Regions from separate parts of the Homo sapiens genome. Here region 2 is linked to region 1. Evidence: chromatin contacts called from ENCODE Hi-C or POLR2A ChIA-PET data. All regions are on one chromosome and are shown on one strand. The core of a region is the stretch at or near the end of the contact, and the rest is flanking DNA. Distances in the headings are between cores, read along the strand shown. Region 1 overlaps MGST2 (microsomal glutathione S-transferase 2). Region 2 overlaps MAML3 (mastermind like transcriptional coactivator 3).

The links. Hi-C counts contacts between places; a loop is a spot of excess contacts on that map. ChIA-PET counts read pairs that join two places held with the same protein, here RNA polymerase II (POLR2A).
Region 2: a loop to region 1 is called in a map of Caco-2, with 4 times the contacts of the local background. The contact joins two enhancer-like sites. A Hi-C loop is called at or near these places in 1 of 168 maps with a recorded cell type or tissue (Caco-2). POLR2A ChIA-PET finds 5 or more read pairs at or near these places in 5 of 52 experiments (AG04449, HEK293, HepG2 and 2 more).

What each region holds. Positions count from the first base shown.
Region 1 is chr4:139,690,770-139,694,446 of GRCh38, reverse strand. All of the region lies in intron 2 of MGST2 (microsomal glutathione S-transferase 2), which reads right to left. Among named protein-coding and RNA genes, the nearest start is that of MGST2, 27 kb to the right of the region's middle. RefSeq lists an enhancer at 1,796-1,845. Within about 2 kb of position 1,891, at least 5 of the 41 ENCODE cell types and tissues checked have a DNase peak (open chromatin) inside an H3K27ac peak, as active enhancers do.
Region 2 is chr4:139,732,586-139,736,262 of GRCh38, reverse strand. The region is part of intron 2 of MAML3 (mastermind like transcriptional coactivator 3); the gene reads left to right. It also overlaps a transcript of MGST2 not described here. Among named protein-coding and RNA genes, the nearest start is that of MGST2, 69 kb to the right of the region's middle. RefSeq lists a silencer at 1,176-1,295. Within about 2 kb of position 1,947, at least 28 of the 41 ENCODE cell types and tissues checked have a DNase peak (open chromatin) inside an H3K27ac peak, as active enhancers do.

The DNA.
Region 1 (3,677 bases), core at 642-3,141:
GAGCTCTTTGCTGACAATTTCACCACCAGAAAGAATTTAACATAATGTGTGATGAGGTCTTGAGTAGATCCTGGTGGAAGGTCATAGTCTACAGGATTGTAAATGACCCCATATCTTTCCTTCAGTAAGCCTCAAAGCTTAAATACTTAATATTACAAGGCAATTGATCTAGAAATAGATGACGCTGGTTGTTGAAGACCTAGGTCTTTTAGCCTGGGTCACCATAAGTGATCTTTTTTCTCTGAATTTAAAAAAAAAAAAAAGCATAATTACAAAGCGTAATTCTTCCCTCATTCTCCATAATCCCACAGAAAACTGCGTCTAGGTCAGCTCAACCTTATCAACTTATGCCTCAACTACATGGGAAAAAACTCCCCAATAATAACTCCCCAGTAATAACTCAATCATCTTTTAAAGCTGGGTAAGAAACATGCATCATTAACAAGCTCAATGCTCACAGAAAGACATGGCTGAGGTAGAGTCCTGAAGCACGTATGGAAAATTTTAACCCCACCAGCAAAGACACCAGCGAGGTTACCCACACACATCTCTAAGGGCCAGGAGAGTGACCATCAGTCCCCTAAAAAATTGGAAATGGATAATATGAATGCAAAATTGCTTTCTTCTTCCTTTTTGGACTGTGGCCATTACCACCCAAAAGGCCACTGGTGACCCAAGGAATGTCTTGTCTAAAGCCTAACACTGATACTCTTGCAAACCGTAACTACAACTTTCTAGAACTCACAGAAGTAACCAAAGTTTTTCCTCCTGCTGCTTCTCGTTCTTGGCATGATTTTGCTTCTGATGGTTGTCTTTCCATTAACATCTTTTTGAGTGGCTATGATAGGTTGAGTGAAAAGATACTTGATAAAATTCATACTTTATATTACGGCTATGCAAGGAATAAACAGCATTCCCACGTTTCTTTTTCCTTGGCTAAATCCATAGGCCTGTTTCCCACGAGGTAAAATGTAGTAGTAGCAGAGGAAGGCTCTAGTCCTTCCACACTCACTGAAAATTTCTTTTTTTTTTTTTTTTTTTTGAGACGTAGTCTTGCTCTGTCGCCCAGGCTGGAGTGCAGTGGCACGATCTCGGCTCACTACAAGCTCCGCCTCCTGGGTTCACGCCATTCTCCTGCCCCAGCCTCCCGAGTAGCTGGGACTACAGGCACCTGCCACCGCGCCCGGCTAATTTTTTGTATTTTTAGTAGAGACGGGGTTTCATCGTGGTCTCGATCTCCTGACCTCGTGATCCGCCCACCTCGGCCTCCCAAAGTGCTGGGATTACAGGCGTGAGCCACCGCGCCCAGCCCACTCACTGAAATTTTATATGAACTTTTTTGGAAACATAACACAATTGTCCCATCATTTATTGTTTTGTAATACACCTTAAATTATTCCAAATGTAAGCATCAAGTTTTTCCACAACATATCTTTATTCAAAATTAGGTGTGATAAGATTGTTTTAAAAGCACCTTCAAAAATAGCCCAGGTTAGCCTTCATAAAAGTCTAATTATTTAGAGGTTTTTCTAGTGGCCTTGGCTTGGCATCTGGGGACAAAGAGATAATATTGTGTAAGAATGTCCTAAGTCCAAACTGCACTGCAGAGGGCAGAAGCCCTTTGGGTGTCTGTCCACATAAATTGATAGGCATGTGTGCTTTTGTGTCTCTTATCTGAAAGAGGAAGAAGGCCTTTGAGCAAGGAGAAAGGAAATAAAAATAGAGGGGATGTTTTGGAGTTCCCCTGCTGCCCTCACAAGCTAGGGAACTAGTTTCACACCTAATGGGAAACCAGAGACCAGAACAGATGCTGACGGATCGTCCTCATGAAAAACTTGGTGAGATTCCAGATACAAGTGGTGCCATGCCTCAGATGACAGAAGAGACAAAGTCGGGGAGAGTCACACCCTTAATCTCCCTCTGCCACAGACCCAGAGCAGCTCCTGGTGGTGGTGGAAGGCACTCCAGAACCTGGGGAGGGTATTGTACTCACAGAGGACTGGGGAGCAGGACAGTGGCATAGCCCCTTGCTTCAGCTGCTTGCCAGCAGGAGCTGTGTCCCTGGGCACATCCCCTGTATTCCCAGAAGGAATTGGGAAGATGGGGAACCGGGGTGCTGGGATCCTGGGTGAGCAGCAGGTGGCTGGAAGCCACTGAGATTTAGGCAAGGATGTGATTGCAGCTGCGTTTGTGCTCACAGGATGGCAACACCTGGAGTACTGGAGCAGCTCAGCACCATATCTCTGTACCTTTCTTTCTCAAGAAATAGGCCCTTTGTCCCCTACAAGTGGCTGGTCACTGCTGAGCTCACCCCAACCTCACGTCCCAGCTGTGCTCATTGTACTTTCACCCTGGTCCCTCTTTTGCTGACCTGCCTCAAGCCTTAGTCCCTTGGAAATGAGACTTTGCCCATTTCTTGCTATCATCTCTCAGAGATTGAAAATAATTGCTGGGCGCAGTGGCTCATGCCTGTAATCCCAGCACTTTGGGAGGCCGAGGTGGGCAAATCACGAGGTCAGGAGATCGAGACCGTCCTGGCTAACACGGTGAAACCCCGTCTCTACTTAAAAAATATAAAAAATTAGCCGGGCGTGGTGGCGGGTGCCTGTAGTCCCAGTTACTCGGGAGACTAAGGCAGGAGAATGGTGTGAGCCCAGGAGGCGGAGCTTGCAGTGAGCCGAGATCACGCCACTGCACTCCAGCCTGGGTGACAGAGTGAGATTCCGTCTCAAATAATAATAATAATAATCATCATCATCATCATCATCATCATCATCATCTGACTGCCAGTGGGGTGCCCTGTTTGTTGCTGACAGTCTTCCCTGCTGCCTGCCTGGTGAAAGCACCAAGTATTGGTTTGGCCTTGAAATACCTGGAATCCCATTCTACCTGCTAATTGTCACCTCCTCCAGCCCCTCCACCATGTGACCATGTCCTTCTGCCTGATTCTGGGTCCCTCCAGGCCTGGATGGTGTCCCACAATAACACGTCCTCAGTAAGCTGTCAGCAGGCATGTTTAACTCAAGGGGACCAAACTCTGAAAATTACTTCTTGACAATCCTGTCAGTGGCTAATTACAGTTTCATTGACATGAAAATAATTTATAGCCTCTTTTAAGTCATGAAGGCAGATATATTCTATCCTCTTATTACAGGGGATCCTCAGGAAAATTTCCCAAATGGAACAGCAAACAGCCTGCAGTAGCTGTCAATCTTCCCTTCCTGTGAGAACAGGGGGTAGAGTTGATTATGACCACTGTCTCCTCTCTGCATGTCCATACTGGAAAAACAGGCTGTCCATGGGAAAACAGGCTGTGTATACTCATTCCCTGGCGAGAGCCCTCTTTGAACAATCCCCTGCTCCTTTGATATTGAAGCTTCCCATGAACGCTATCTTGGTTTGCCTGGGACTGAGGAATTTAGGGGGACATGGAGCTTTAAGTGCTAAAACTGGGTAAGACCCAGAAGAACTGGAAAGAGTCTGGTGGGCACTGTGGAGATTGAGTAGTTAAAGCTGCTGAGACCCCTTGTTGTTCATCCCAGTACCATGGAGCCTGGGCCCTGGGGGCTCAGGACTACTGCACATTCCCACCTGGATCTGGTAACCAGGAGCAGTAAGGATGGCCCAAACTAAGTGCTATTTGGGCCTTGTCTCAGTCAATAAGTATACTACAAAGT
Region 2 (3,677 bases), core at 698-3,197, 42 kb before region 1:
TGGATTCTGGTGAGAGGTTGGATGTAGCTATCTTTTGATATATACAATTTCGTCGAAATCCCAGTTGGGCTAAAGATTCCTTCCTTTAAAAAAAATTTTTTTTTACTTGACCCAATTCAGAGTGAGTGAGTGAGTGAGTGTGTGTGTATGTGTGTGTGTGTCTGAAAAGCACAGGTTTTCTGGGGCATCCTTTTTGTTTATGCATTGATTTATTTTTACTCTTTCCTGCCACGAACAATCCTCATCTCTGTCCTCGTGTCCTTCCCAGCCACTAACACACACGATGTGGCGGGGCCTGGGAAATGCGCCCGCTGGAGCACACCGCAGCCTCGCGGGCTCCCGAGCGGCGCGCGCGGGCCGAGGACCTCCAGGGCCCCTCGCGGGTCTCCCGAGCGCCGCCGCACCGCCCCTGCCCGCGCCCGGGACCGCCTCGTGGGCTTCTTTGTTAGGGCCGCCTGCGCCGAGAGGCAGTCTAGGTCCTGCCGGGGACGCACGGGCCCCACTCCTGACTTCCTAGCCGGAGTCCCCTGAGGACTTGTAAGCATATAGGCTGGAGTCGAGAGGCTAAATTAGGCCCCAGGGGACTTTTTCAATAAAACCCTAAATTTCATTTAGGTTGTTCGTAGGCCAAGCGATTGCAAGGACTCTGAGCCGAAGCAGCGGTGCCGGGCCGACCCGAGGCTCGCTCCTTATCGCCCCCTCCCCGGGCCGGCTTTGTGCAGCTGGGGTCCTGGAACCCGGTCCCTCCCGGGCTGTCGGCCCTGGGGTCTGGTGTCCGCCACCCTCCCCCCCCGGAGGTCGCCACTGCCCCCCTACCCCACTCCCAGCCCTTCCGTTTCCCTCCACGTCCCCTTCCCGCGCCCTCCCCCACTTGAATTCTTCCTCCCCTCCGGCTGGAAGAAAAGTCGGTAATGAGAAACCAGTTCAGTGTCAGTCGGAGGAGGGGGGCAGATAACCCCAGAGATACACGGCAATGGAGAGAGAACTCATTTTGTGCAAAGAGGGCCTCGAGTCACCAGGGAATTCCTGGATTGTCTCAGGCTGTCGTGTGTGATGTCCATCACGCCGTGCGAACACCATCTGCTCGGTATTGTGCTCTCAGTTGCCAGGCTACCTGCTGTACGCAGTAACACTTGACTGCCTGGCTCCACGTTCGCAGCGCTCGCCCAGACGCGCGGGGCGGGGGCCGCGGAGGGGCGGGCGGGAGCCCTGATTAAGCCATCTGCGAGGGGAGGGGGCGCGGGCGCAGCGGCGGCCGGGCACGAGGCCGGGCTGACACCACCATCTGCTGGGGCGCGGGAAGAACGGCAGCTGCTCTGCGTTGCCCCGGCGAGGGACGCCTGGAAAAGGCTGAAGCCCTGGGCGTCCTCAAGCCCGTTATCCACGGGGTCCCCGTCACCCCAGCCTGCTCGCCGCCGGCCGTCTTTTGTGATTCCCTGCTCTTTGGTTCGCCGCCAGCAAGGCTGGCCCCTCTCACCCAAACACTATGCATGTTCTTGAAAACACTTCAGAAAAATAAAGCTTCCCTACGCACAGATTTATAAATAAACAGCTGGCTGTTCTTGGGAGATATTTTTACCACAACTGTTTTTTGAAGTCGAAAACTGCCTGTTTGGGGGAGGTAAGGGTGCTTTTGACACCTCCTACCTCACTCTAGCCTTTAGAAAATTGCTAAGATCTTTTCCCTGGAGGGGAAGATATGTAAAATAGGTTCGTTGGTTTTGATTTCTTTCTCCTCCCTTTATTTTACTGAAGAGTCAGAGGGTTGGGCGAGTAGTGAAGATCTATGTAGCCACAGTTGGATTTTTGAGGGGAAGAAACTGTATTAAGATTCTTGGGAGAAGCAAGGGAGGTCGTTGGGCAAGGAGTGGATTGGAGAACAAGCCAGTAATTACAACTAAAAATACTGCATCATTTGGCTTCAAGGCATTACATCTCGCATGACGAAAGCTCAGCCTGGTTTTCTCTAATTGCACAACACAGTGTGTGTCCTTCTTAGAAACAAGAGCAGTGGCTTGAAATCCTGAAATTTGACAGACTATTTCTCATTAAGCCCTCTGAGACTGGAGGTTAAAAGAAGCCATGTATTATGTTAGTGGCCTCGGCCAGCTTAATGTGTAAGTCAAGTCACTGAGTACATTTTCACACTTTGGAATACACCTCAGAGTCGGGGGCTGTAGGTGTCTCTCATCCACTGTTGAATGCCGCAGAGCTTTGTTGCGAACTAAAGATGTTTCGTATGGAAGGCAGTCCTTTAAGAATGCACATAGTGGCTGGGAGCAGTGGCTCATGCTTGTAATCCCAACATTTTGGGAGGCCAAGGCAGGAGGATTGTTTGAGGCCAGGAGTTCAAGACCAGCTTGGGCAACACAGATGGGCAACAACCCATCTATACAAAGAATTTAAAAATTAGCAGGGCATGGTGGCTTAAACCTGTAGTCCCCCACCTACCCAGGAGGCTGAGGCAGGAAGATTGCTTGAGCCCAGGAGTTGGAGGTTGCAGTGAGCTATGATCATACCACTGCACCCCAGCCTGGGCAACGGAGTGAAACCCTGTCTCTAAAAAATAATCATAAAATAATACATACAGCCCTTCCTGCCTGTAGGTCTTCAGTGAGAAGCCTGAAGGCAAAACCTCTGGGAGGGAATTATTTGGGGAAATACATAATCCTATCCCTTTGGGAGGGTTTTTTTTTTTTTTTTTTCACACTGTGCTTTTGAAGTATTTCTTCTTGGCCCAGGAAGACACGGGCAAAAAGTGGTTTGATGTATCGTCGTCACCCCATTTGCCTCTCTCTTTCTTTTCCCAGTGGAGAGGAGGCTGGGAAAGCAACACTTCTTCACTCCTTACCACTTCCCCAGCTGTGCGGGCTGGTCACACAGGACAAGCATATCTCAAAGTGCACAAAGATAAACAGGGCCATCCCAGACCAACCCTCTCAAAAAATCAAGCTGAAGAAAACTTTATCTTCCCTTGGGCCTCATTTTCTTTCCAACTCTCTCCTCCTTATCAAAACTGGAAAGTATCAAATATACTGAGACAGAAAAAACAAACTACATATCTGCATTTTTGCTGATTGGCTGTTTATATGTCAGTGTGAATTCATTTGTTAAAGTGTAAAGCCAATCAGCCATTTGTCCCTAAAGGTGCCAAGAAACAGCTTTATTTCACTGGAAGGAAGGGCTTGGAAAACAGGTAGCAAATATTTGGGGGAAAAGGGAAGACCCTGAAATATCTAGGCCCCTGCAAGGGTTAGTCCTGAAGTAAACTTTTTGGTAGCACAAAGGTTCCTGGCATTTTTTAGTGTAAGATCTTTTTATTAACATCAAAAATATTTCCTAGCTGTCTTTGTGTATTTATAGAGAAAATACACAAAGGCAAAACATTTTATTAATTTCAGCTACAGCATTTACACATAAAAAATAGAACGCAGTACACTTATGAGAGACACAGTATATAGGTCTACAGGCTGTTCTTAGGTGCACACTTAACACCATGAAGACACTGCCTGGGAGAGGCCTGAGCTAGTAGGAATACTGAATTGAGAATCAAAATCAGCGTTCTGCTTACTCATGTAACCAAATACCACCTGTACCCCGATAACTTATGGAAATTTTTTTTTTAATTTTAAGTTACATTTTTTAAAAAAGTAAAGACAAGCTATCTGTTACAAAAA